Regions from separate parts of the Mus musculus genome. Here region 1 is linked to region 2. Evidence: chromatin loops called from intact Hi-C (ENCODE). Cell type or tissue: left cerebral cortex. All regions are shown on one strand. Links, peaks and the distances in the headings refer to the core of each region. The heading gives the core; the rest is flanking DNA. Region 1 holds the start of Gm51801 (a long non-coding RNA gene). Region 2 holds the start of Gm46226 (a long non-coding RNA gene).

Region 1 (9,174 bases), core at 497-8,496, 220 kb before region 2:
GGTTTTGAAAGGACAACAAACCCCAGCCCAGCCCTGGCCCTACTACCAAGGCAGATGTCTGAGGGAGCTGCACTGCCTGGAAATGCTATTTCTTGTGCCTCTGCCCAGGGTATCTGGGAAACAGCACCCAGTTCTCCTCCTGCTGCAGCCTCTTCTTTGGCAAGCACCCTGCCGTCACCTGCCCACCCTGTGAGGGAGGTGCGAGGAAGAGTTGTAGGGAAGCTGGTTTCTACTCAGGGTTCCTTCCTTCCGACAGAGCTCAGATGGTGGTGCCCACTGGGGGTAGGAGGGTATAGTGACTATGGTGATGGCTTTCCTGATTATCATGGTCCAGGGAACCTGAAAGGTCCTTCCAGGTCACATGAGCCAGCCCGTCACAGGCAGAAGAAACCAAAACAGTCAGAGATGTGCCATTACGTGATTCAGATCCCACCTTCACTGAAGCAGGTCTCTGGTGCCCTGGACAGCCCTCTCTTCCCACTACCTCACAGGATCTCTGGGACCCGAGGCCCAGGGAGACCTTCCCACTTTGTTTCATCGCTTGGCCGATGCACCCCAAGCCTGACCGGAAGAAGAAAAGCTTCCCACAGCCCCTCCTCCCTTGCACAGACGAGCCAATGCTCTTTGCCTCCTCCCTCTGCCCTTTGAGGTGGGGATGGTTGTTGAAGGCCATCAGACAGCTTCCAGGGTGTCTGAAGGAAACCTTGCCAGACAGGTAGGAGCAGCTTCTGGACTCTGGAGGATAACAATACCCGAGAACCAACCACCAGCTTTCTCTGCACGGGACACTGAGGAGAGACTACATATGGCTACCTGCAACCAAACCCATCCTAGTCTTTGCCATATCCCAGTCAGAGATGTGCAGGAGTGGGGGTGGTATAGACCTGGCATTTAGCTGTTATGCCCAGGAGAAGAGGGCATGGGGGCTCTGCTATCAGACAACAAGGGCACGCAGTGAAGAGATGCCCACAAGGGCTTTGGAAACCACTTCTGGAAACTGACAGGTACCAGGGGAGTGAGTATGAAAGCTAAAGGGCAGAGCCAGGCAGGCAATGGTCAAAGTAAAACTGGGCCATTCATTCAGGCCTACCTAGGTGTATACATGTACCCCTATGAGAGCACATAGTGTGTGTGTGTGTGTGTGTGTGTGTGTGTGTGTGTGTGTGTGTACAGGCGTGTGCACATTCATCCTCCTCGATTCTATGGATATGCACATAAGCATACAGATGTGGAGCGCATGAACATGGGGCCACCTAAGGCCATCCGCCAGTGCCAGATGGTTTGCATCCAGAAATGAAGCAGCAGACCCCATTTCTGTGAGCAGCCTCCAGGTTTCTCACTTGCTCCGTGCAGCCTTCCTGCCTCTTCCATAGATAGGGAAGGTATTCAGAGATGGGTGGGAGAGGAGGGAGGGGCCAGAGAGAAACAGGCTCCCTGGGAGGGAGGGAGGGAGGGAGGGAGGGAGGGAGGGAGGGACAGACCGATGGACGGACGGACGGCATGGCTCTTCCCATGCCTCTGCCTGCCTCTCTATCTCTCCCATCTGGCCTTTCCCCCTAACCCTTGGCTCTCCTCACCTTGGGCACCACAGGATGCCCAAGGAGCCAAGTGTCTCCCAGGCCTTGGGCTCAGGATCAGACAGGAGAAAGGTCAACAGGGCCCAAATGCTCAGGGCTTGCTCTGGAAGCCATGAGTGCCACTCCCCACCCCACCCCCACCCCCACTTGGCTTTTTGTGGGAGCAGGCAAAGGATGACAGCTCAGTCCTAGCCCCTTCTTCAACAGCATCTCGGTGCAGGGCTTGTCCGCCCAGAGCCTCCTTTCCCGAAGATGGGAAATAAGCTGAGAATGGCCAAATAGCTGAGGCCAGCCAAGATGACCAGACTGGTGTGGAAGTAGGTACCAGCCTTTTTCAGGGACTGTCTCCTGCTGCTCCTATTTTTTTCCCCTTGGGAAGAGGGGGTGGTATGGTTGTAAAGTGGAAGAGAAAAAGCATGGGGTTGCACGCCTACAATTCCAGCAGTAAGGAACTGAGGCAGGAGGCTATCCAATTCCAGGCTCCATATTGACCCCATTTCAAGGACAGAGGATCTTGTGATTGTCTGGTGTTTGGGGAGCAGCCGTCTTTGACCATCAAGATCTGTGTCCTCAACAGCCACCTGCTAAAACAGTGGAGTGGGCCGGACCCGAGGTGATCTAGAATCCTCTATGATCCTGCCACTCGGAAGCACCTGCTGAGGGCTTTGGAGTCCACTCACAGACTTCAGTCACAACCCACTGTAGAGTCCTTGGAACTCAGTACAAAGTGGCTCCTTAAAGCTTAAGGCCGAGAATGTCTGATTAGGAACTCAAGTGATGGTGGGGAGGGCTTTTAAGAATCCATCCACACACACCCCAGGGGGGGTGTCTCCGTGCTGCCTTAGGAGGCAGAGGAGATCTTTCTGAAGAGGAGTACCATTCGAGAATCCAGCTAAGCCCTGTGACCCCACTGCACAGTTGGCGAGGCTCTGGAGGGATGCCTGGTTCATAATCCCTTGCAACCCAGCCCCTCCCTCTGGGAGGCTGGAAGCAGTCAGCCAGAGGGTGAGGACAGGAGGCCCTGCAGCTACCCTGGGTCCCAGGGTCCCAGAGTAGTCCCCGTCCCCTCCCCTCGTTAGTGCCTCAGGCACATTCCTGGCCTCTGAAGCTCAGTCACCTCTCACTTGGCCTCCCTCAAAGGAACATGCTCCACATTGATGCTGTTATATCAACAAGAGACTCAGATTCAGGTGAGGAAAACGGGGGTGGGGAGGGTGGGGAGGCAAGAGATGAAAGGTGAAGTATCTTTGGAAGCTGGGGAAAGAGGGGTCATTGCTGGGAAGCAGAGTCCCGTGGGAATGTGAGACTAATGGCTCCCCAGAGGGGTCACAGGGAGTGGTGACAGGGCATCTTGCAGGCATCATGGGAATAGTCATTTTGGGGTAGAACGGGGAGGGGGGGGGATGCTGAGGTCAGCCGGGAGCCAGTACCATCTTCAAGCTGATGAAGGGGACTGTGGTTGACTGGGAAATACATCCTTCCTGCAGTATGTCTATTTATGGCACCCAAGTGGCCTTATTAGCGGCTGTGAGAAATAATCAGACCTGGGTACCTGGGTCTTGTTGGGAAAGAGGATGCCCTATAGTTCTGCTATGATTCATCCCCACCTAACGGGGCTTGGGGGGCTTTCTCTCGTGCTCTGGAGCAGGAGCCAGAGCAGATGGTAGAAGAGTGGGTACCCAGAGTTCTAGCCTGAGAGAAGGTCACACCCATCTCCCCTGGCTAGTTCAAGGAAGGCTCACAAAACAGACAAGTGAGGAAAACTTCTGGAATGCATGAATGCACTGTCCTTGTCAGGAACAGGGTTTTAAAGTAACTTCCCAGGCAGGGGTTAGAGGTAGGTAGAGTGCTAACCCAGCATGCAGGAAGCCCCAAATTCCAGCCCCAGGAGCACAGAAACTGCGTGTGGTAGTTCTCTTATAACTCCAGCATTCCAAAGGTAGAAGCAGGAGGATCCAAAGTCCCAGGTTCTCTCCAGCTAGTGAGCTCAAGGCCACCCTGGAACACAGGAGACCCTGTCTCTTGAAAGGAATAAATAGGAAATAAATTCTCTCCAAGTATTTTGCAGTAACACCATTAAAAGTGAGAAATTTCATTTTTAGAGGTGTAGGGAGAGAGAACAACTGGGCAGAAGATAAGAGCCAGGCCTGGCACTGCCATTCCCTGGGTGTGAAGAGAGCCACAGTGAGGGAAGGCTGCAGGCCAGGAGACTGTCCTTCAAAGGCCTCTCATACAACAACAGCTAGGATCCTTCCCCTGGGCCACGTGGGCCCAGGGTCATAGGAGGGAGAAACTGTGTAAGTCTCCCAATGCCCAAGTACAATTAGGGACCGCTGGGCTCACATGTGTTGGTTCCGGTTAAGCTCTGGACAGCTATAGTGAGGCCAGTAGGCTAGAGCTCACCTCGCATACATTAGAATGCCACGCTGCCCTCTCCATGACCTTCCTTCCTTCCCCACCTCCCCAACCACCCTCTCCAGTCCCCACCTCAAGACAGTTGAGCTGAAACCCCTGTAGAGCCCTGTCTTGGCTTTGCATTCACCCTCCCCAGGGTAGATGGCGAGTGGCTTCTTAAATATGTGTCCTATTTACTACCAGAGCAGCTTGCATTCACAGACAGACAGACAGACTAAGAGAGAAATTATTTCTATCAGAGCGTTAACAAGATGTTTCCTCTGCAGGGCAGGGATGCAGAGAGCATTTAGCATCTTTTTTTCCTCCCTTCCTCCATCTTCAAAATTTTCTACAATGAACACCTATTGCTTTTATAGGAAAGGAGGGGATCACTATAAATGTTACATTTAGAAACCCTTCCCTGGTTCCCCAACACCTCCAGAAGAAGGTTCATCTTTTCATCTGTGTCTGGCCACTGCGTCCACTGTCCACCCAGGGGTCTCTCAGTAGGCCATGGCTTTGCACAGCTGCCTTCTCCGCTCTGCACATGTATCCACATCTGACCCCAGACCTCAGTTGTCTGTCACAACCCAGCTCCTTTCCAACCCCGCCCTCACCTGCTTAGCCTACCTTGGAGAGTCTAGCGTTGCTCTGGTGACATCCAGCCATGTAAGGTTTATGCTTCCCTCTGCCTTATTTACACATCCAATTCCTTAAGGGAAGACACCATATAAAGTTCAACTTCCCTGCCCAGCACCCAGTAAACAGTAATAACGCTAGTAACAACAGCTACGTCTTCACAGCAAGTACCGCTGGGGAAGCTACGCTAAGCTCTTTCTACTCCTGCCTTGTTTACTTACTCTTCACAGAAGCCCTAAGAGAAACTTAACTGTTGCTATATTAACTGTCTCTCAACTGAAGCTCAGGGATGTTACGTGACTTATAGAGGACCTCACAGCAACTGCATGGCAGAACAGTGGCTCCCAAACTAGCACACCATAAATGTTAACTGATAAAGACCTAGGTCAAGTGAAACCAGGAAGTCCAACCACCAGGCCATGGTAGTCTCTCCTGCCGTGCCAGCATGCTTCAGGGAGGGGGTAAGGAGACTGGCATTGGAAGGGAGGGGGAGATTTCTGGGGGGCTTCCTTCTCCAGGCTCTTTCCAGAAATCCCTCACCCGCCCCGGTTCTGCAGGTTTGGAGCTAACCCATCTCCTGCTTTGATCTCTGCAGCTCGGCTCAGTTGCCATGGAGACAGGCCCACTGCGCCAAGCTGGGGGGAAAAGATGAAGTGCGCAGGCCTAGTGGGTTTAGGGGGCGCATGCTGGGTATTTTGGAGGCTGTTTACTTCCTGTCGTTTTAATTAGCACCCAAATCGCCAGCTCACTTCACAGCTTGAGTTAACCCAATCGTTTCCGCTGGTTGGGGACAGAGGAGGAGGGGACAGGGAACCCAGCGGAGAATCACTGGCCCACCCTCTCTCTGCAGCAGTGTGCTGAGGGAAGCAACCTCTCACCCAGATGCCCAGTGTGGAGTCAGCGTACTGGGTTCCTGCTTGGCCTTACCACTGGATGCCAGGCAAGAGTCACCTGCCCTGGACAGACCCTGCTTTCTTATTTGTTAAGACAGGTCTCTCTGCAATGCTCAGAGCCAAGATGGAGGGACACTGGGAAGGTGGGACTTAACAAGGACCATAAAACCCAGGCAGCTGACAGCATGGGCACAGGGTGGTTTCAGTGGCCACAGATTCCGACTTCCCCACTGTCTCTCCCTGAGGAGACTGACTGTCACAGCTCATTCGCACGGGTTCATCATGAGACTCTGTAATTTTCTTAGGGCATCTTCCCCCCATTTTCTGCCCCCCCCCTTTTCTTAATAGATCAAGAATCTCTTAAGTTTTGGTTTTTCAAGACTGAGGTTTTGGTTTTTCAAGACTGGCTTTTTCTGTGTAGCCCTGCCTGTTCTCGAACTTGCTCTGTCGACCAAGCTGGCCTCGAAATCACAGAGATCTGATTTTCCTCTTCTCTTCTTCTTCTTCTCTTTCTTCTCTTTCTTCTTCTTCTTCTTCTCTTTCTTCTTCTTCTTCTTCTTCTTCTTCTTCTTCTTCTTCTTCTTCTTCTTCTTCCTCCTCCTCCTCCTCCTCTTCCTCCTCCTCCTCCTCTTCCTCCTCTTCTTCTTCTTTTTAAAGAATTAACTATTTATTTTATGTATATGAGTACACCATAGCTGTCTTCAGACACACCAGAAGATAGGCATCAGATCTCATTACAGATGGTTGTGAGTCACCATGTGGTTGCTGGGAATTGAACTCATTCCTTCGGAAGAGCAGTCAGTGCTCTTAACCGCTGAGCCATCTCTCCAGCCCCACTTCCTATGCTTCTTGAGTGCTGGGATTAAAAGCATGCACCAACACTGCCCAGCTTTAAAAAAAAAAAATCTTTAAAAATGTAAGCAGGCCAGGCCTCACCTAAGCTTCAAGAGGCCTGGTATCTGAGAATCATTTCGCCTCATTCCAGAACACACGTAATGGGTGCAGGAATGTCCCTCACCCCTGGAGAAGGCTCAAAATTAGGAGTGGGGTGTGGTTATAGGGTGCCTTCTCCTGTCTTCCCCAAGAAACAACCACAGCCATAAAAAGGGTTTAGGAGGGGAGTAGTAAGGCTGCCTGGCACAGCCTCTGCCTCAGCAAAAGAGAGGGCTGGCGGGGCAGGGGCATCAAAACACCTACTTCTCTCTCACAGGGCTGTGTCCACTGTGTGAGACCTGGGCAAACAGATGGAGACAGGTACCTAGGGGATGTTGCCGCCTCCCACCTCTTTTCCCCTCTCAGGAATTTCCTCCAAGGGTAAAAATGTGCTTCTCATTGCTCCCTGCATGCCAGGAGCCTGGCCTGGGCTCAGGTATGCCCGTGTCAACGCCCTGCCAAGGCCGGGCCAGACCAGAGCATGACCTCCCGTGATTCTAACAGGATCTGGGCCACCCCCACCCACTCAGTCCTTGGATTCTACACCAGCAGTGGTCCCTGCTGTGTGTATAGAATTCATACACAGTGGGTGGAGAAGAAGAGAGAGGCCAAGGGTCTGGGCTCTACTGTAAACCGTCTCTGGCCTTGGCTTCCCAATGGAACCACCAGAGGTGAATCAAGGTTGCCATGCCATTCTCTAAGGAAGACCCCAGCCATGAGCTGAGGAGACTTGGAAGGACAACAGACCACAGGAGCAGACAAGAGTCTCAGGCACCTGGCCTTCAAGACCCCTTTCTTCATAGGTAAGATATGGGGACTAAGAGCTGGTGAGGACCTGCGGTTCTGCTCTCTCAGATTTTTCAAATGAAGAAGTGAGAATGGAATGGGGGTGGGATGAATAATTCCAGCCTCTTCACCATGTCCCAGACAAGTACATTAGAGCCAGGCAGCAGGAGAGGTGGTCAGCTGTCTTCAGCCAAGCGTTAGATACACAGGCTCAGGGGCCTGGAGGATAAAAGCGGCTTGGGACCCCTTTTCCTTATGTTCCCAACACTTTGAAAAAGGAACAGACACCCCTGAATAATTAGCCCAGTTCAGAGCCCTTTCCTCACCTCATCTTTGTGGCCCAAACCCATGGTGCCATATGTGGCAAGTAGGAGGGGGGTGCTTAGAGGATTGTGGGATGGGGTGGGACCCATCCCCACTGTCGCTTTCCACTGTGTGAGCATTTCTGTGGAGCACCTACAACACTCCAAGCAGTCCTGGGGGCAGGGGCAACAGGAGGTGATCCGTTTCCAGATCCTGCCTGGAGAGGCTGATGATCACAGGTCACGGGAGAAAAGTGACAAACACATTAACTGCTTCAGCAGACAGGCCCTTGAGATCCGAGCCCCTGGAGGCAGCACCCACAAGTGCCAAATGAGCCTGCAGCCAAGGAGCAGTGAGGAAAGGGGCTGGCCCTGCAGCAGAAGGTTGATGATACGCAAGGGGGGGGGGACTATCAGAGACCAGCCCACCCCAGAACCTGGAGGACAACACTATTCAAACTCTGCATCCTAAGAGCACTCACAACAATCCCATCACTCAGGGGGTTAGGTCAGGAGGATCAGTTCAAGGTCAGCTTCGAAGAGTTTGGATCCAACCTTGAACAATATGATATTCAAAAACACAAAGTAACTAAACTCAGTATCTAGGTCTTCCCTATCCACAGCCCTAATGAGACTCACAGGGGCCCTGGGAGAGAAGGGGAGAGACTATGTTACAGGCTGTATGTCTGGGTTCCACTCCTCCCTAAACTCACATACAGAAGCCCCAAACCCCACCGTGAGGTGGCATTAGGTGGTGGCAGCCTTAGGAAGTGACTGGGTTTAGATGAGGTCATTCGGACAGACACGTATGATGAGGTCAGAATCCACATAAGAGAGACGCAAAAGGGTCAGGAGAGAGGGCACTGGCTGCTCCCCCAGAGGACCTAGGGTCCACGTCCCACACCTACATGAGGGCTCATGGCTGGCTGTGACTCCAGTTTCAGGCACACGCATGGTGCCTAGTAAGCCCAGAACTCTGGAGTCAAAGGCAGGTGGTCTCTGTGAGTTCGAGGCCAGCCTAGTGCTTCGTAGAGAAACCCTGCCTTGAAAGGAAAGGAGAGGGGAGGGGAGGGGAGAAAGGAAAGGAAAGGAAAGGAAAGGAAAGGAAAGGAAAGGAAAGGAAAGGAAAGGAAAGGAAAGGAAAGGAAAGGAAAGGGGAAAGGAAAGAGGAAAGGAAAGAGGAAAGGAAAGAGGAAAGGAAAGAGGAAAGGAAAGAGGAAAGGAAAGAGGAAAGGAAAGAGGAAAGGAAAGAGGAAAGGAAAGAGGAAAGGAAAAAGGAAAGGAAAAAGGAAAGGAAAAAGGAAAGGAAAGGAAAGGAAAGGAAAGGAGAAAGGAGGAGAAAGGAGAAAGGAAAGAAAGGAGAAAGGAAAGAAAGAAGAAAGGAAAGAAAGGAGAAAGGAGAAAAAGGAGAAAGGAAGAAAAGGGAAAAAGGAAAGGAAAGGAAAAGGGAAAGAGAGGAAGAGAAAGAAGAAGAGACAGTGGGGGTGGGGTGGGGGGGCTAGGCACCTTTAATGCTAGTGCTCAGGAAGCAGAGGCTGTGAGTTCAAGACTAGCCTGGTCTACCTAGTGAGCTCCTGGTCAGCCAGGGCTACAAAGAGAAAAATAATGGAGAGGGATAGTGTGCCCCCCAAAAACCTACTGCTCAGTCAT
Region 2 (9,174 bases), core at 713-8,712:
CTGAGCAGCTATCTCCAGGGGCACCATTCCCTGCCCCAGGCTCTTCCCCTACCTTAACCATAAGCCTGGAGACCTTTGCAAGTTTTCTATGGATTTATACCACCATGATTACTGCTGCCATCAGTCAGGCTGGGGCTAAGGGCGACACTAATATCTGATTTGACTTTCCGTATGCTGTCGGCTACGGCTACTGTCTAGCTTGTGAAAACCAGGCTGCCTTCCCAAACAGGCCCCGTTTTCTAAATTATGGAGCAAGTCAGCTGAACATCTTAATTGAATCCCTGAATAGTTTTAAAAGACTTTATATATATATATATATCTTTATATATGTCTATTTACATATAAATAGATATATATATACATACATACGCATTTCTAAGTTACGTTCTCTGGAATTCTCTCCTCTCTGTTCCTTGGCCCATGCCTCAGCCTGATTTCTCCTTGAGTGACTGGTGGCAGCTCAGGGAGGAGGGAGGAGACACAGTGGGGTGTCCCCTCCCCCAGTCCTTCCCCACAGACATTTGCTGCAAGTTTTACATTCTACTTTCGTTGCCATGGTTTCGGTATCCTAGGAGCCAGTGATGCGGAGCTTCTTGCCTGCCCTGGGAGAGGAGGAAGCAGCCCGAGGTAGGCTGTCTGTCTGTCTGTCCTAAGAGCTTTCTGCATTCACTGTCTGAGAGAGGATGGCTGTGCGGTGTTTGGCTTCCAGTTCCATTTAAATTTTTTCTGTGTATGTCTTTCCTTAAATATACAGTCCATCACTGTGGCTGGCTCAGTGTGTGTCACCAAAAATTCTCCAGGGATTTCATAGTCTGGGGAGGAGAGGGAAAGAGTTAGGTGAGCGGTTGTGGCAGGCACCTCCAGCTTAGCCCCACAGCCCAGCAGCTGGCCCTGGTCGATCCCTCTGCAGTACAACCACTGCCCCAGAGCTGACACTAGCTATCGAGTGGTCTTGAAACAGTCTGTGAATGGCTCTGTGACAGGAGACACAGGCAGAGGAGGGGGAGGACAGGGTACCAGTGCAAAGAACTTCTGGCTCTGCCCACACTCCTTTAGGCTTGAGCCAGGCTCCCTGCTCTGGGCACTGGGCACCAAGCCCATTACCCACATACAAGGGAAGGGGTGGAGGGGGTGGGGTGCCTGTTAATAGCAACTTTCACTTTTCCCCACCTCTCCTGTGCTCAGTAGCTTCTTTTGACCCTGAACTTGTGACTTTTTGTTCCCTTCTTCAAGACCACAGGGGAGATGCCTGGGCGGGGCCGGATGCCCGTGGTTTCCTGGCTCCCAGGTTTGGAGCACTGGAGTGAGGGCCTCAGGTCCCACCAGAGAGGGAGTGGTCAGGGCCCACAGACCCCTCCTGCCTGCTGATGGAACTGGGCATCTTGCTCCATTTCCTCCTTCCTGGGTGGAGAGAGAAGGATGCTCTCCTGCCCACTTAACTCCCCATGGGTTTTTCTGACTTCCGTGGGTGACTGTGGGTGACCCAGTTACGTGTGAACGCACAGGCAACAAAAGCCAGGCTTGGGAAAGGGCTGAGGTGGTTTGATTACTGGAGTAGTCGAGGAAGCACAGGTCCTCACTCTGCCTGGCTTCTGCCCCCGAATCCTTGCAGCCCTGGGGAGGGGACAACGGGGTCAATGGGGCTGGGGGAGGTGCCCAGAACTGCCTCGTCTCTGGAGGTTGGAAGTGTGAGGATGGTGAGTCTCTGCCATCATCACCAGGTTCCCTCCCTCCATCCTCTGCCCATGACCAAGGCCAAGGCTGCCAGGAGTTGCAGCAAAGAAGCAGTCCTGGCTCATACTTGGACCTGGGTGGTGTGGCTGGCCCAGAACTATCCATGCAGGGAGGCCTGCACCTCTGACAGCCGATTGCAACTCGGGGTGCCCATCTTCTGTGCTCTGTGGTACATGTCTGTGTCACCAAAGTAGCGGGCTCGGTACAGCAAGCCTTCCTCTGCAAAGAAACAGGGTGAGGTCAGAGCCCCAGGACTTTGTGGCATTTACCTGCCTGAGTCCATGGGGAAACAGGAAGACAGGACCAGGGGTTGGGGCAGAATTGGCTTCCCAGGATGGAACAGGAAGTCAGGACTATGGTCCCAGACAGACTGGGTACACAACCAGTGGGTGGCTAGGGGTTTGCAATCTGTCTCTAATACATTCATCTCTAGCAACCTTAATGATAGGCACTAGTGACACATGAGGACCTTAACGAAACCATCAAATGGTTTGCAGCTTAGGGGAACTCCAGGAGTGGAGTTCAGATCTTGGCAGGGAGATGACTGCACAGGGCACTTCTTTGGTCCACGAAGAACCAAAGAAGGGTTTTTCTGTTCTCAGCACACACACACACACACACACACACACACACACACACACACACTTAATGTACCCATTTGCATGACATACACACACATGCATGAGTACATACACATACACACATCAATGCATACATATGCATGCACACACATATTGATGCGTGCGTGCCCACACGCACACACACACACACACACACACACACACACACGCACACACGAGACACTCACTCTGCTGCTTCTCCTTCCAGCAGTTGTTGCGCAGGTTGGCGATGTAGTCATCCTCTACATTCCGTTCCACTGTTTTGAGGCTGGAGCCCGTGTACTCTTCGGAGAAGGTGTCTGCCACGTAGTAGGCGACGTTCAGGTGGTCAGTGACTCGCTTGTGGATGTGGCCCACTGACCTGACCAGAAACACACCAGGCACAGAGTGGGCAGCTGGAAGTGCCACCCAGGCCACAGGAAGAGCTGGATCCCTTCTGCACTGCAGCGGGAACTCACTGGCTCCCCAAAATGAAGGTCTGCAGCAAAGGCAGAGCACCCCAGTGCAGGAATAGCTCAGTCTATGTCACGCCCTCCTTTTCAGGGCTCTGAGGGGAACCGGGCAGATGGGGAGAGAAGCTCTGGTCTGGGAAGCTGGTCTTGCCAAGGGTGTGGGCTCTGCCTTCCATGCCTCAAAGCTCCTAGATGCTGAGGGCCGGCCTAAAGTAATGAGCCTCGGGTCAAAACAAGAGGACAGAGCTGTGTCTCTAACAGCATGGCACATTAGCATGAGTTAGTAGTTCATTCCCAACCCCACAAGAAGAGAAAATCCAAAAAGGCACAAAATGTCAGGAAGCATACGTGGGCACAAGACCTGTGGGCAGCAGGAGCCACACCTCCCAACAGGAGTCCCTGCTCCAGGGAGGCAGCTCCCCAAAGTGCATTCTCTATCTCTAGCTGGAGAGCGGTTACATCTGGCTCTAGGCAAGCAGGGCAGCTGTGGCAGCAGAGACCAACTCTGCCCCCTGCTGGCCGAGGGAGCCTGCTGGGTCCTCAGGCAGCGGCAGGCCAAGGGATTGGAGCTCAGGGCTTGCACCAGCAGAAGCTAGAACCTGCTGCTCCAGGTCCTGGGAAAAGAGAGGCCCTGATATCTTAGAGGGTCAACTAACTCCCTGGAATCAACCACTGGCAGCTGAGCTTGGCAACCACTCAACAAACACTGCTGAGCACTTCCCTGAGCTGGATACCTCTCCTTACACGGGTTACTTAGTAACTCTTACTAGCAGGTGGATGCTATTGTTCCCATTTTACAGACCAGGGACCTGAGGTTACATAACTTATGTGGAGTTAGGGCTCTCAATGCAGAAGCTGGGGCGCAAAGCCACCCTCCCCCGATTGACTATACCCTGTTCTTTCTTTCTTAGGGCTTCAAACAGACTTCAAGAGCAGAGGACATCTCAGCGTCAGCAAAGGTGGGGACAGTGGCGGGGAGTCACGCTTCTGAAATCGCGTAGGACAGTGCATGTGTGCTGCCTTAAGGAAAGGGCTGGAGCTTCGTCTGCATTCTCTGCGAGGCCTATGATCCTCAAAAGTCTAAGGGGCCCGGCCCGGGGACGGTATGCAAGATGGCGAGGGGCCCAGCCCGGCCCTGCCCGGGGCGTGCACTCACGGTCTCGGGCTCAGGCTGTAGGGAGGACTGGACACCATGAGCTGGCTGAGCGCAGACACGAGGATGAGGATGAGGATGGGCATCAGCTGCACGAACACTCCTAGCCCGCCCTGAGGGGAAGAGCAAGAGCAGTGGTCACAGCCCTGAACAGTGTCGTGTCGCCTGCCTGGGACAGCCCCCTCTCCTCCCTTCCCTCTGACAGCTTTCCCAGAGGACAAAGCAACCGCTTTGGAGCACACGTGTGAGTGTGAGAGCAAGTGGCAGGCCGGGGACACAGACCCTCACCATCCACAGCTTTCTGAATTCTGAGCCACACAAATGTTCTGCAGACAGCAAAGCATCTAATTAAAGGGCTGGGATGCAGTCTGTGGCATGGAACTGTTCTAGTACCCACAAGGCCTTGGGTGTGATTCTTAGAACAAAGACAGGACAGCCAGAAATAAAGGCATTACACATGAATCTGACTTTAAACTCTTCTGTACGTTAGATGTAAAGATACACTAATCCCAGCACTCAGGAGGCAGGGACGGGAGAAGGGTTGGGAGTTGCAGTTCCAGACCAGCTAGTCTGTACAGCAAGTTCTAGGCCAGCCAGAGCTATACAGTGAGACCGCGCCTCAAAATCCAAAGCCAAACCCACCCCTAACAAAACGGATGTGCTGGGCGTTATGCTAGGTCGATGAGGCATAATCCCAGTATTTGGAAGGTGGAAGTAGGGCTTCAAGGTTGTTTTCAACTGCAGGGTAAATCCAAGGAGACAGAGAGGAAGAAAGGAGGAAGGGGAAGAAAAAGAATAGAAGAGAGGGAGGGAGGGAGGGAGAAGGAGGAAAAAGGGCAGGCATGCGTAAGGACGTGTCCCCCTGTTCAATGCTCTTCACTGGCTGTGTTGATCCGTGGCATCCCAAATGTGTCTGAAGCACACTGCCTGGCTATACAGCTTTTCCTCACTCTCCTAGAAGGCTGAATACCCACACGGTCCTCTTTCTTCCTCTCATCATGTTTTAACTTTCCATCACTCAGAAAATGTTACGTCAGTCTTAAGAACAAATAGACTCCATAGAAGCTGTTCCCACTATGCGTTGCCTGGAGGTGAGGCTTTGTTTTATGCCCCCAACAGAAGCCAAAGCATCACGCAACACGGAGTGTGGCTCCCTCTGGTGTCCCTAGGCAGAATGGCACTGGGAAGGAGCAAAGATGGCTACTTGGCCTAAGAATGCTGGGGGGGTCTTAAGTGGATCAAGACTCCCTCCTCCTCTGGGGCCCATGCCCTGGGGGGTGGAATGGGGTGGGGGGCTGGAGTGTTACTCAGCCTCTGGCAACTCACATCACCCTGGTTGTCTCTGCGGTCTTGCCTCTGCTGGTAGGTGTACCGCATTCGGCCATTGCTGTAGACATGAACGTTACCTGAAACATGGAGATAGAGTCAGGGGCTGCAGCAGTCAGACCCCAGAACCACCGCTAAGGAGAACTGGCTGTGGACTTACTGGAAGGAAAGCCGCCACCAAAGAACATGTTAAAGAGGTCTTCTGGGGAGATGTCAGCCTCAAAGCCTCGGTGGAAGTCCCCGTGGCTGTGGCCGTGCCGGGCAGCCTGGCTCTTGTCATCACCAAACTGGTCGTACTGTTTCCTTTTCTCTGGGTTGCTGAGTACGGCATACGCTGTGCCAATGGCTGCAAGGGGAGAAACAGCCTTAGCACAGCCAAGAGCTCGCTTCTTTCAGGTCTCAGCGGAAGTGGGGTCTTAGGGGTAGAGGGTTTGCCTGTTGGGCAGGCAATCCAGAGCACCTCTAGGCAAGGCTAAAGTCGGGGCTGTGAGGATGCTCTTTCCTTTTTTGAGTCAGGGTCCCTGCTACATCTCCTAAACTGAAACTGCCAGAATGGTCCAGGAACTTGCCCAGGTTGCCTTCCATTCTTTATCCTCCTGCCTCTGCACTGGGGTTGTGGGCATGAGCCTATACACCTGCTTCAGGTGTGTCCTGCTCAAGCTCTGCCACTGATGGTACAGAAATGCCCCTTGCACACGCTCATCTTGTGGGGTGCCAAGGAGACAGTGTAATATAATCCTGCAGTCATGGTGCGACCCACGAGGTCCTGGTTGTAAACGGGAGTGCGGCAGACACTGCGGGGAAGACACAACCCCACCCCCACCCCCCGGTTTTTGGTGGAGACACCCGTGTGTCTGCTGTGTGGCCAGGATGAGTCTGCTGCCCCCAGGGCCCAGGCCTCAGCTGCTGTTTTCTATCTGGCGCTGGGGCCTCCTCACCAGAGCTCCCAGGGCAGAGAGCTACAGCCTCCCAGGGCTTGCATCCCCTACGCTCCCCTCGCTCACAGCAGTGGGCTGCAGACTAGTTTCAGAGCTGGGAGCCCCTGGGAGGGAGGATGGAATCTTCTTTCCCCATCTCACAAGGCCTCTCCACTTTGCCACAGGCTAATACTCAGTACTGCACAACACGGCTCCCAGTCACTACGCTACTCTCCAGAGGGACCAGTACCCAGGGACCAAGAAAACGCAAGGCCCAGCACCAGAGGGCAGGCATGGAGCCAGTGCACATGAGTACCAGGGAGAGGGAAGATGGAGCTCTAAACGCATAAAGAATGACTTAGGATTCTGGCCAGAGGTGACACATTCACGGCACAGATCAAGGGGCTGTATGATCACAAGTCTCTCTGTCCCTAGTACAGGCCTGAGGTGGGCTGTGGGAAATAGGAAGCTGGTAGCCTGTTCTGAAGGCGCCCTCCTGGTATGCGGTGCCCTGCCCCTCGGTACAGGGACTGTTGTCAAGAGTCTGCTCATGGCCTAGGTGCTGCTGACCCTGGAGAAGCCACTGGAACGCCTCTGGCTCCTCTACTGTAAGCCGGAAAATGAGGAGGAGGCAGGGGCACTGTGTGAGAGCTGCTAGTTTATATGGCTAGGGGTGGCTCAGGGAACAGGTCTTGTACAATTACACTACAGACCACATTCGTCTAGCCCCACTTCCTGAGTAAGCTGCCTCGGCCCTGAATTTTTTTTTCTTCTTCTTTTAAAGACTTTTCTTTTTTGTTTTTTCAAGACAAGAGTTTCTCTGTATAGCCCTGGCTGTCCTGGAACTCACTCTGTAGACCAGGTTGGCCTCGAACTCAGAAATTCGCCTGCCTCTGCCTCCCAAGTGCTGGGATTAAAGGTGTACACCACCACTGCCCAGGCTTGACCCTGTATTTTAAGACAGGAATAAAAACACTAAGCTGTCTGGACATAGTGGTATACACCTTTAATCCCAGTATTTGAAGGCAGAGGGATCTCTGAGTTCTAGGCCAGCTCAGTCTACATAGGGATACAAACTAACAAACAAAACCTCAAACAGCCCAGGGCTGCCTTACCTTTGAAAGCTTCAGTGGCCCCAGGCGCATGGTTCTTGTCTGGATGGAACTTGAGGGCCAGCTTGCGGTAGGCCTTCTTTAGGTCCTCATCTGAGGCACTTCTGCTTACCCCAAGGATCTCATAGTAATCTTTACACTGCTTGACCCTGGAATAGGGAGAAGAGTGTGACAGGGGGCCTGAGGGGAGGTGTGAGGCATGCAGCTCAGGGCAGGGCCTGCAGGAGACACCATGACTACTCAGGACACGATGGCTGGCTTGCCAGGAGGCTTGACCTCAGAAGGATTGTGAGGCTAACTGGTGGGAGAAAGAACGGCTGGGAGGGTCTAGTCTGGAGTGGTCCTAGATGGTGACACAAGCCTGGGAAAGCCTCACTCTGCAGGGCTGAATTCCCCCCCGCCCCCCATGCCCCGGTGGTGACACAGCTCTGCCTCTGCCTCTTGGCCACAGGCTCTGGTCTGAAAAGGTCTTTGTTGGGGGTGGGGGTGGGGTGGGGGTAGAATCTGGAAGGCAAGATGGCAGAGTCTTTGTGTGACAAACAGAGTTGTGGGAGGCCTAGGGCTGGTGGCCAAGGGCAGAGGAAGGCCTGGGTCGGTCCGCAAGGTCTCCAGTCTGCAGTGTCAGCAGTTGTGGGGGTGGGCAGTGAGGCCCTGGCTCCCACCCTGTGGGAAATGAAGCTGGACCTCCTCCAACTTCCAAGACCCTTTGAGTCCACTGGATGAAGTGAGAGGCTTCCCTGACACCCCCCACCCCCATCCTATCCCCCCCACGGTCCCTACCTTTTCACAGCTGCCACCTGCTCTGAGGTATAGCCCTTGGCGCTCTCCCCTCCTCCTGCCTCGCCGTTGGCTGAGGGGGTTTCGGTCCCGCCTGCCTTCTTGGTGGTGGTATGGGTAGTGTCTGTGGGTTGAGGGTGATCACCGGTGGACTGTGGTTTTTGGTTGAGGGACTCGATCAGTGCTGCAAGGTAAAAGAAGCCACTGAGGGGTCTGCCTGCCATGCCCACGGCCCTGGTACCCCACTCTCCACCCTTCCAGCACGGCTGCTGCCCTCTCAACTTCGGCCTGTTCTTTTAGGAACAGGAATAGGAAGATTATAGCTTTTAAAATATAAGCAATATTAATTTCATTATCAAACTCACAAATTCATGAAACTGAAGTAACTGGTTTCCTTCCTTTCAGATACTCTGCTTATTTATATATGCATTCATTTTCTTTCTTAACAAGTTATAGGGAAAAGCACTTGGCAGTGTTTGCTAACGTGCCGGGAGCCAGCACCACTACATAAAGTGCCATGGTGACACGCACCTTAGCCTCAGTTCTTAAAAACCTGGCTCTCAGGTGTCCCTCTACTCCACGGGGGAGTGTGAGAGCTCCTGCCTCAACAAACAAACTGCAAAAGAGGAACTGGGGATGGTGGTGTGCGCCTCTGACTCAAGTACCCTGGAAGCAAAGGAACCTAAGTTTCAGGCTAGCCCGGTGAACACAGGGTGAACACAGCCGTCCTGGGCCAGCCCAGTCTACAGGCTAGAGACTGCAATAACTGTCTCCTCACCCTGCACCACAAAGCACCACAGGAGGCCCTGGGGAGATGGCTCCACAGGAAAATGAGCCTGACTCCCAGATTCCAAATGGTAGAAGAGAGGGAGGGAGGAAGAGAAGGAGAGGGGAGGGGGGCGAGCACACACAACCGAGCATGGTGGCACATGCCTTTAATCCCATCCAGGCCAGCCAGGGATACACAGTAAGAGTGTACCCCCCGCCCCCCACGAGTTTGACTAATGAACCCAGCAGTTTATGATCTAGAATTCAGTTACTTTTCTTTTTGATGGTGTTGTTTTTTAAACAGGATTCTGCTAT

The links. A loop is a pair of places that touch in the nucleus more often than their neighbours do. Peaks named below come from ENCODE experiments on the same cell type or tissue, not always from the same donor. Only the 100,000 strongest peaks of a DNase experiment are listed, where the experiment ranks them.
Region 1: it touches region 2 in a loop (3.0-fold over the local background); 7 of 42 quality-filtered maps call a loop at or near these places.

Annotation. Positions count from the first base shown.
Region 1 is chr10:60,111,815-60,120,988 of GRCm38, reverse strand. The region is part of intron 1 of Spock2 (sparc/osteonectin, cwcv and kazal-like domains proteoglycan 2); the gene reads right to left. Gm51801 (a long non-coding RNA gene) reads left to right here and starts at 1,013. Exons shown (of 3, transcript XR_003949003.1): 1 at 1,013-2,767; 2 at 6,714-7,239. In left cerebral cortex, for the core only: a CTCF peak has its summit at 5,304; DNase peaks (open chromatin) are centred at 4,746, 5,255, 6,299, 7,272 and 3 more places; H3K4me3 peaks cover 1,261 bases; H3K27ac peaks cover 4,256 bases.
Region 2 is chr10:59,889,129-59,898,302 of GRCm38, reverse strand. It overlaps Dnajb12 (DnaJ heat shock protein family (Hsp40) member B12), which reads right to left. Exons shown (of 9, transcript NM_019965.3): 2 at 8,095-8,275; 3 at 7,318-7,463; 4 at 5,446-5,631; 5 at 5,286-5,365; 6 at 3,963-4,072; 7 at 2,543-2,715; 8 at 1,802-1,953; 9 at 1-812. The coding sequence ends at 1,832. Gm46226 (a long non-coding RNA gene) reads left to right here and starts at 541. Exons shown (of 2, transcript XR_001779776.1): 1 at 541-627; 2 at 3,718-4,421. In left cerebral cortex, for the core only: CTCF peaks have their summits at 3,321 (motif pointing left) and 5,119 (motif pointing left); DNase peaks (open chromatin) are centred at 1,396, 1,803, 3,311 and 5,098; H3K4me3 peaks cover 611 bases; H3K27ac peaks cover 3,978 bases.